2 separate regions of the Homo sapiens genome follow, and region 1 is linked to region 2. The links are chromatin contacts, found by Hi-C in ENCODE. All regions are on one chromosome and are shown on one strand. The core of a region is the stretch at or near the end of the contact, and the rest is flanking DNA. Distances in the headings are between cores, read along the strand shown. Region 1 overlaps DOCK2 (dedicator of cytokinesis 2). Region 2 overlaps DOCK2 (dedicator of cytokinesis 2).

What was found. Hi-C counts contacts between places; a loop is a spot of excess contacts on that map. Pooled maps may share reads with other maps.
Region 1: a loop to region 2 is called in a map of GM12878, with 2.5 times the contacts of the local background. The contact joins two enhancer-like sites. A Hi-C loop is called at or near these places in 5 of 168 maps with a recorded cell type or tissue (Caco-2, Calu3, GM12878 and 2 more), 15 of 37 single-sample maps with no recorded cell type and 8 of 50 pooled maps.

Annotation. Positions count from the first base shown.
Region 1 is chr5:169,830,247-169,835,531 of GRCh38, forward strand. The region is part of intron 26 of DOCK2 (dedicator of cytokinesis 2); the gene reads left to right. Among named protein-coding and RNA genes, the nearest start is that of INSYN2B, 150 kb to the right of the region's middle. RefSeq lists an enhancer at 4,526-4,695. Within about 2 kb of position 3,670, at least 2 of the 41 ENCODE cell types and tissues checked have a DNase peak (open chromatin) inside an H3K27ac peak, as active enhancers do; they include GM12878, where a contact is called at or near this core.
Region 2 is chr5:169,700,056-169,704,965 of GRCh38, forward strand. DOCK2 (dedicator of cytokinesis 2) reads left to right here. Exons shown (of 52, transcript NM_004946.3): 13 at 1-84; 14 at 2,248-2,372. Among named protein-coding and RNA genes, the nearest start is that of DOCK2, 65 kb to the left of the region's middle. RefSeq lists enhancers at 2,858-2,907, 2,968-3,377. Within about 2 kb of position 3,241, at least 2 of the 41 ENCODE cell types and tissues checked have a DNase peak (open chromatin) inside an H3K27ac peak, as active enhancers do; they include GM12878, where a contact is called at or near this core.

The DNA of each region.
Region 1 (5,285 bases), core at 2,420-4,919, 130 kb after region 2:
GAATTAAATGAGGTGGCTCATGTAAAGCACTTATCATAATGGCTGGCATATATTAAGTGCTCAATAAATATTGAATGATAATAATCATTAGAATGAATCTTATTTTGTATCTTAAAATGGGGTAATACTTATCCCCGGGGTTCTTGTCAAGACTCATTGAGATATTGAACACAAAGCACACAGCCCATTGCCCAGCACATAGTAAGAATTCAACAAATTTAGTTTTGTTTTTTATCTATTTTTTTGCACCTCATAAATTTTTCCTGTTTTGAAGAACAAAATACTAAAGTGGAGCCTATCTGAGGCACATCTTCATAAGTGTCTCCAACCAGCCTTTATTCATTGGCATTAAGATATTGAACATGCAGACTTTAGGAGGCTTAATTTTTTCTGCTCTGGCCTGCAGGTTGGAGGTTTCACTACATTTTAATAAAAACCCTTGCAAAGCAACTTACAGATCTAAATAAAAACAATGTTTTGCTTATTTAGCTGGTTTCATAGTTGTGCCTTTTAAAAGAATGTTAGCCCATGTTACTTTGCAGTGCTTTTCTGTCCATTTAGTAATGTTGGCAACAGTGATCCAGCTTGCGAGCCCCAAGGTTACATCTATAGCCCCAGCATGGGACGGGAGACCTGCTGGGTGTGGGGAAGAAGGAGAGCCATTCCCACAGTAGCCTGACACCCCTGAACACAGGGCTTCCTGGGTGTACATCCCTGGGATGTATCCACTCAGTCCCCTGTGGACATGATTCTTTAGGATTGCAGCCTGACTTTCATTTCTTTCCAATGGAGAAAGAGTTCTATTTTCATTGTTACATATGTGATTATGAACATTTCCAACAAAACATAGCAAATAAAATTATCCCTTTAACCTCACATCTGTCCCTCCTCCCTCCCACTCAGTGATATCATTGTTAATGGTTTGCCATGCATTTTTTCCAGACTTTCTGGACATAGAAAATAAATTTTCAAAAAAAAAAGGTGTATATTACATATGGTACTCTGTAGTCTCTTTTTTTCTGAACATATTTAGGATATTTTTCCAGGTCAAGATCTATCTACCTTCTCCTCCATTGTGTGAATAAACTGTCATGTACATAATAGGATTCCTGATTTGACCACATTTATCTTGCTTGCTGCGTTTAGGTATTATAAACAATGCAATATGCTACAAGCAGCTGTGCACACAACTGTTTGTCTTATGATGTTCTTTGGACAGATTTACAGAATGATTTACCATCTGCAAAGTGCTGCCACATCCATTCATTTATGTGATCCAAAGAGGTGGAGGCAGAGGCAGTCACAAGCCTGGACTTGAGTCAGGCAGGCCTGGGCTGGAACTTGGATTAGCAGACCACAGCCAAGCACTTCACTCATCTCTAAATCTGGAATTGTAGAAGTCTTTCTCCCATTTTATATGTGCTTGCAGGATTCCTTAAGTTAATGTCTGTAAAATACTTAGAAAAGTACATGCCACATATTAAAAACTCAAAAGATATTAGCTCTCAGTGTTGGAATTAGCTATGGTTCCTCAAAACAATTCTGATATTGTGGATGCCAATGCATCCAAAATACAGATGAAGAAACTTGAGGCTCAGAGGGGCAAGATGTGTCAAGGTCAATGACCAACAAGGAAAGAGAATAGTTAATGGCAACTTCATTAGTCTCTGTGCAAGGAGAGACTTTTGCAGAGAGTTTTTCATAATATTGAAAGAAGTTGCCAGAGAAGTTGGAGAGGGCCTAAAGCACCATTCCGTTGTGCCATCGACACCACACTTCTGATCATGGAAGGAGCATGCAATTAGGCAGAAATGAGCTTAGGTTCAGGTTGGGCCATCTGTGAATGGAACATTCTTGGGCAAGTTACTAAATCTCTCTAATTCGTGTGTTGTGTATCTGGGATTTCAGTGGAGTTTTATAAACAGTTAAATGAGATTATGTCAAGTCTATATGCACAGTTGCTGGCATATAATAAGACCTTGAAACTTGTGTTAACAGCAGTGTCAGAATTAGAACCCACATCTTCTTTTCCTTTTTATTGCATCCTTCTGCCACCAACTCCAACCCTTGTCTTCTAGTGAAGGCTAATACAAAGTGCAAGACATGTGTGACAACATGAAAGCATTGCCCAAGTCCCGCCTGGCACATGGGGTGGGGACACTCACCCAGTGGGTGGGGAGAAGCAGAGATGATGGGATAGAGCAGTGCCACCCACCCTGCCTTGTTTACCCTGCCTCCCCTTCGCTGAGCTGTCTCTGTCCCTGGCTGCCTCTGAAGCTTGCTTCACGCAATGAGATGTCAATGCAGTAAAATCTTTCAGGATGGAAACCAGTTCAAACAGGAAGAAAGAAGACAGCACTAAACCTAGAACTCATGCAAAAATCACATTCCCTCTAAGGGCCAGAGAGAGAGAGGGTGACTGTACTGTAGATGATATCTGTTACTATTTTTCAAAGTTAGATATTTTCTTTCTAGGTGTTTGTGGTAGTTTCAAGATAAGAAAGAAATGGAAAAGACCTCTTCCATAGAACACAGAATGGACAAAACAGTAGCAGCCATAGATTGCTGCTGTTTTCACTGTAAGAATATACATTCTTTCTCTTTTGCTTAAAAAAAAAATGTAGGCCTTTGGATTTCACTCTGTAGCTGTGACCTTGTGATCTTCATCTTAGCACTGAAAAGGCCTAAAGACAAAGCAGGCAGAGGAGGTGAGATTGTCCTTGGCATAAACACAGGGCCAAGGCTGCCTGTGTGCTGGACTGGAGGAAGCAGTGGCCCCCTCAATGTTCAGCAGAATAGGTCCTTCATTCTAGCTCTGATGACATTTCCTGTCACACAACACTGGTCATATTACCTTGTGCAAACCCCATCCTAAAGCTGAAGTTTTTCTTTCTGTAAAATGGATTGCACTGTCACTATTTTTGAAACCTTAGACATTTACATGACACAATCATATTTTTAAAAGTGTATCACTATCAGGTATATGTTTAATATATTTAACAAAATCACCTCACTTCTAAATATTCAAACATGAAAAGTTTAGGGCAGAATTCCCTGTAAAGATGGTAAATTAAAATAGGTACATATTTTTCCTCCCTCTTGAAAACCTCCTGAAAAAATAGAATTTCTTTGAAAGAAAGGTAGGAATCATACGGAAAGTTAGTACATGACATAGCAGACCTGAGAAAAGTATTTCATAAGCCAGCAGTGGAGGACCCTGAGGACTCATCCAATCTAAAACAAAGTTTCCGGAAATGGTAGTACCAGGTGCCCCTGCAAGTCAGGGTGAAGGAAAGGAAGGAGCTCAAATAAGGAGGATCAGCTGAGAGCCTGTTCCAGAAGCAGTCTGACTCCATGGGGCTGAGTTATTGAAGGTGTATTCAATAAAGAAGAAAAAAACAGAAGACATCTGGCCTAGGAGATGCCAGACGAAAGTGTGGGCAGTGATACCTTACTCAAAAGCAGGTTTCAATCAAAGTGTGCATCCTGGAGGCTAAAACCTCCAGCACTTTCCTCCCGTTCATCTCCTAGCGCACTGGTGGCCAGGCCTTCACACATCATGCAGGGATCAGACAATTCTTATTTGTGAAATCCTAGCAGTCCAAGAAGAAAGACTTGCATATATTGATATTGGCATCTCTCCAACTAAATGTCCCAACCAGATTACCCTGCAGTAAGCTCACAGGCCACAAGCCCTACTCACATGCTCAGTCAGTGCTCTCCAGCTAAATGTCCCAACCAGGTCACCCTGCAGTAAGCTCACAGACCACAAGCCCTACTCACATGCTCAGTCAGTGCTCTCCAGCTAAATGTCCCAACCAGATCACCCTGCAATAAGCTCACAGACCACAAGTCCTACTCACATGCTCAGTCAGTGCTCTCCAGCTAAATGTCCCAACCAGGTCACCCTGCAGTAAGCTCACAGACCACAAGCCCTACTCACATGCTCAGTCAGTGCTCTCCAGCTAAATGTCCCAACCAGGTCACCCTGCAGTAAGCTCACAGACCACAAGTCCTACTCACATGCTCAGTCAGTGCTCTCCAGCTAAATGTCCCAACCAGATCACCCTGTAGTAAGCTCACAGACCACAAGTCCTACTCACATGCTCAGTCAGTGCTCTCCAGCTAAATGTCCCAACCAGGTCACCCTGCAGTAAGCTCACAGACCACAAGCCCTACTCACATGCTCAGTCAGTGCTCTCCAGCTAAATGTCCCAACCAGATCACCCTGTAGTAAGCTCACAGACCACAAGTCCTACTCACATGCTCAGTCAGTGCTCTCCAGCTAAATGTCCCAACCAGGTCACCCTGCAGTAAGCTCACAGACCACAAGCCCTACTCACATGCTCAGTCAGTGCTCTCCAGCTAAATGTCCCAACCAGATCACCCTGTAGTAAGCTCACAGACCACAAGTCCTACTCACATGTTCAGTCAGTGCTCTCCAGCTAAATGTCCCAACCAGATCACCCTGCAATAAGCTCACAGACCACAAGCCCTACTCACATGCTCAGTCGGTGATCACCTTAGCATCACACACAATGAAATGAGAACATAGCCCCAAGGATTAAAGAGAACTAAGGAACAATGCTCACATAGAAGAGAGAGTGAAAACAAGCAAACAGAAGCAAATCTACTTGGAGGACACAGACTCTGTGAGGCAAAGCAAACTTTAGAAAAGAGGCAGAGAGAACTTAGAAAAATAGCAGAAGAGACCATTGTAAATTGGGAGATAGTACTTAAAAAAACTAAACATTCAGAGAATGAAAAGGAATCTTGGATTTTTCCAAATTGCTTTTTTTTTGGTGGGGGGGTGGCATGAAATGAGGAGTGTGCAAGAAATGGGAATCCATCATAGTTTACAACTTGGATGAGAATGGCATTTGCATATTCAAAATATTTTAAGTAATAAATATTGATCAAAGCAAAATTATACCGTAAGTGTATGGGAGGGAGGAGAAATGGGAAGGATGCATGTGCCTCATGGGACAGTGGGAGGAAAGAGTGAAATGCCTGGTTTTTTTTTTTTTTTTTTTGAGACTGCTCTGTTGCCTAGGCTGGAGTGCAATAGTGCAATCTCGACTCACTGCAACCTCTGCCTCCTGGGATCTACCTATTCTCCTGCCTCAGCCTTCCAAGTAGCTGGGACTACAGGCATGCGCCATCATGCCTGGCTAATTTTTATATTTTTAGTAGAGACGGGGTTTCACCATGTTGGCCAGGCTGGTCTCGAACTCCTGAGCTCAGATGATCTGCCCGCCTCAGCCTCCCAAAGTGCTGGGATTACA
Region 2 (4,910 bases), core at 1,991-4,490:
AGATTCGCAAGGACTATCCACACCTGGTGGACAGGACCACCGTGGTGGCCAGGAAGCTGGGATTCCCAGAGATCATCATGCCAGGTGAGACACAGCTGCTCTGACCTTCCCCTGGGGACATAGGGGCCAATTCAGCTTGTCTAATTCATTTTCCTTCTAAAGAGTCAACTCCTTCCTTTTTTACTGCCTCTCTCCATTTCTGTCCCTGAAGGTAACAACTAAAAATGATGTCTGTATATCCAAAAACTTCTATGCATTAACAAAATAGACACAAGCATGTAAATATAAACACATACCCCTTCTCCCCACAAATGGGGTCATATTTTATATTCCTTTACTTAATATACTTTATATAGTATTCTACAACTTGTTTTTATCACTTAATAATTTATTGTGGCCATCATTTATATTTTATACATGCAGAACAGTTGCACTCTTTCTGGGAGAATATTGTCATTCTCTTATATTTTTAAGCTTTTTTTTTTTATATTACCAAAGGAATTTGTGTTCATTGTAAAATATTCAAATGGCCTGAAAAGGTATAAAGTGAAATGTTAAAAGTTCCTTTATATCTTTGTCTCCAGAAGTAGCCACTACATTTCCAAATGTGTGTATAATTTTAAAAAATGAGTTTATATAATATTAAACAAAAATTATAGGAGGGCATTGTTTTGGACTAAGTTCCTGCACCAGCCCCCAACAAACCAGACTGAAAATCAAAATGGAGTCAGCTATGCTAAAGGGTCATGTCATCAAACCTAAACTAAACTGTTATCTGATCTTGCAAGAAATTCGGAGAGGGGAGAGAGGGCGGCGGGCGGGGGCAGGGAGAGAGAGAGAGAGAGAAAGAAAGGAAGGAACGAAAGAAAAGACAAGAAAAAGAAGGAGAGAAAGAAAGAAAGAAAGAAAGAGAAACAGCCTATTTTCCAGACAGGCCATTTTCAATTTTCAATGGGCATGATAATGAAGTTCCTGAAGTAACCTGATGTTAACAATCAGTCACTTTTCTATTTTTCTGTTTCCCTGTTTCAGCCTTATGAGGGCTATAACTTTGAAATAACCAATTCACTCTGTCTTGCTTCTACTTCCTTCAGGCCTTCTCTGTCTATAAAGCCAACCTCTTCTGCTCAGCTCTTTGGAATACTGATTCTATTTTATGGAATGAAGCATTGCCCGATTCTAGAATTGCAATAGAGCCAAGTGAGGTCTTCAAACTAAATTTGTTGTAATTTTGTCTTTTGACAATGGTAATACTCTTTTGAAACTTCTCTTTGTGTCTTAAACCTGTGTCTTGGACTTCCGTTCACGATGGCTCTCACTGACTGGCTGTTTCTTTCCACATTTGTCTGGCGGTTGTCTCCTAGGGCCTGTGCTGTCATTTATTTGTCCATGCTTTACCTGAGACTTCAGTTACTTGTGTAACCCCTTGTAGGATTTTCTATTCCTTTTTTTTTTTCTTTTTGTTTTTTTGAGATGGGGTTTAGCTCTGTTACTTAGGCTGGAGTGCAGAGTACAGTGGTTTGACCTCAGCTCACTGCAGCCTCTGCCTCCCAGGCTCAAGCAATCCTCCTACCTCAGCCTCCTGAGCAGTTGGGACCACAGGCATGTGCCACCACACTCGGCTAATTTTTTTGTATTTTTTGATACAGACAGGGTTTTGCCATGTTTCCCAGGCTGGTTTTGAACTCCTGAGCTCAGGCGATCTGCCCGCTTTGGCCTCCCAAAGTGCTGGGATTACAGGCATGAGCTACCTGTGTCTGGCAGATTTTCTATTTTTCTTACCTCCCTTCCTGAAGATCCTCTGCAGCTCCCTCCTAACCCTGTGTCCCTAGGACACATGGAAAGTTGCTCTATTCTGCTCCTACACAGTGAAATATCGGCAGATGTATATGTTTGGTTGTTTTCATGGGACAGGATCAATTCAATTGGAGCTTTCCTTTGCCTTCCCAGAAGGTGTCACTAGAGGATGAAAATTAAATGACTTTTAATGTCGAGAAAAACATGGCCAATTTTGAGTGTCCCTACTTCCCTTTTTGCAACTGATTTCCTAGCATCCCTTCATCCCCGTGTTACCTACTTCTCCAGCCTCCCTGATGAGGGAAAAATGCTTTCTCTAAGCAATTCTGATTTTAATTAATACCAATCCAGGTGGGAGAGCTTCTTCTCACCCTCCATCCCCTCTAGTTAGTCAGCGTCTCTCCTGCTGTAATCCACACTAACTCTTGTCTCTCTCTCCCTCTGCCTCAGGGGATGTCAGGAACGACATCTACATTACTCTCTTACAAGGTGACTTTGACAAGTACAACAAGACCACACAGAGGAATGTGGAAGTCATCATGTGTGTGTGCGCGGAGGATGGCAAAACGCTGCCTGTAAGGGACTCACTGCTGCTCTGGGTGACAGGGTCCGCCTTGGGGGCCTCTGCTTGTAAAGACGTACTTTTCCTCTCCCTGATTCTGTTGTCTAAATGCCAGGTGCCTTTGGGATGGTGTTGAATAATGTGTTCAACACCTTTTGAGCTTGGTTAGTGCAGTGTTCCATAATAAGACCTTGTGATATTTCCTTACACCAAAGCAGTTTTTCAATGTCTGTTCCTTTCCTTTCACAACTTCTTCTTGTATGTATGTATGTATGTATGTATGTATTTATTTATTTATTTACTTTTGCTTGGTCTCAGCTTATAGGTTAGCTTTCTGCAGTTAAAATGTTCTCACTGAAACCTGAGCTGGTTTATTCAGGCAAAGTCCATGGTAAGAAAGAGGATCAATACAGTGCCTTGGGCTGGTGTGGAGGCTCAGGATGTGCTTAAAGCAGGCATTCTCAACACTTAATCTAACTCCCCAGCGCTCAGCCAGAAATGCTGGTGGAAAGCCTTATTCGTAAATTGGTCTCCAGAGAGCTAGCAGGGTGTATTCAGGAATGCAAAGCGCATTGCTATATTTATACAGCATATGTCCTGTCCAATATTTGTCATGTGTGTTTATATTTATTTGCTTGTATTTTCTTTAAGGTTGTCAGTGCTGTGTCCAGTGTGTAGGAGGGTTTTGTTTCTCAGTTCCTCCTGACAGAGTAGTTAGCTGAAAAGAAAATCAGCTCTCAGGAGAAATTTTAGCATGGGCGAATATTCCTCTTAGGCCACTGTGAGTGATCAAATAGCCAAGCAGGGCGGGTGTGTTCATCAGAGAGGGGATGTGAAGATGGAAGAGGCATCATTTTTGTCCTTGGGGCCTGGAGATCAGACTGATACTTTGTACCCAAGAATAACTAACATTCACAGGGGAATTACCATGTGTCAGGCTGTGTGATAGTATGACACATTTCCTTTATTATGCCCCATTTTACAGATAGGGAAACAAAACCCGTGTCACTTACAGTAACTCGCCCAAAGCCATAATGTTAGCATATGTCAGAGATGGGGTTTGACTGGTTCCAGGCCCTCTGAGACACTTCACTACAATGCCCGTACATGTAGCAAAATTCTCCAATTTATTTCTCATTTTAAAAAATGAGGCTAATAACCACTGCTGGCAAATTTGGGAAGATTCATAATCGTTTTTTAAATGTAAAGAAATCCTCACAATTGCCTTTTTGTTCATAAAGACTGGTCATGTTAATTAGTATCTATTTGAACAAAATCTAAGCATTGAACGCATCCTCCTTTTGTTGCAGTCTGAAACTTTTTCCAAAAAATAAAATAAGTGAGAAATACTTGACTCAAAGGAACATAAAGGAGCGGAGGGTTTTTATCTGAAAGGGAAATTGCAATTCCCAAATGTAGAGACCATTGCTTTGAAGTTACTTTTATCCAACTTCCCTGGTAGAGAACTTTTTAACCTCAGCTTCATTTTTGAAACATTGATACGCTTACCTTCCATGTTGCCAAAGGACAAATTAAAAGACACAGTTAACAGGCAAGCAGCCATCTTATCTCCTGTCTGAGCCACTCTTTCTTCCACTTTTGTCACCCTTTCAAGTCACTACCGAGCAGGCTGAGCAGATGCACTTATCCAAGATGAGTAGGTAAGCAGGTATTCTGGGGGCTGACATGGAAAGGGAACTGTGGGGCATGGTGATGATTTGTGGTTTCCTCTATTAGGGAAATTCTGGGGGAGTTCAGTTGACTGACTATTGAAAATTGCTTAGGAAGCCTGTGGGAGGCTTTTCTTTCTCTATTTGTAGAAATAAATATTACTGCCTAATTAAGTGTCAGTCAGTACATTCAAACACTTCTGTTTGATATTGGTGGGCTCCTGTGGAAATGGTCCCCTTTAGAAATATTGATTTCTCCTCCTGCTCTAGGTGCATGCACACTGTCTTTGGCAGAGCAGGACCAGAGGGCAGAGGAGGTTAGGCCTGCTCATGGCTCACCTTGGGGTGTCAAGGGCCTTGCTCAGGAGGGGTCATAGCAGAGAAGCTAATGGGGTGGGCTCTGGGGTCAGGCAGACAGGGTTCAAATTCCAGCCTCCCCTCATATTAGCTGTGTGATCTTAGGCAAGTTTATTCATGTGTAAAAAGAAATAATAACCTCTTCTCGTGGGGTTGCAGGTTAAACAAAAGAGTAGGTATTAAAACAACTAAAAGAGTATGATTGGATTGTTTATAACACAAAGGATAAATGCTTGAGGACATGGATCCCCATCTTCCATGATGTGATTTTTATGCATTGTATGCCTCTATCAAAACATCTCATTTACTCCATATATATGTGTGTGTGTGTGTGTGTGTGTGTGTGTGTGTGTGTGTGTGTGTGTATGTGTATGCACACACTATGTGCCCACAAAAATTAAAAATTTTAAAATTAAAAAATTTTAAAAATAAACATGCTGCTGGGCACAGCGGCTCACACCTGTAATCCCAGCACTTTGGGAGGCCAAGGGGGGCAGATCACTTGAGGTCAGGAGTTTGAGACC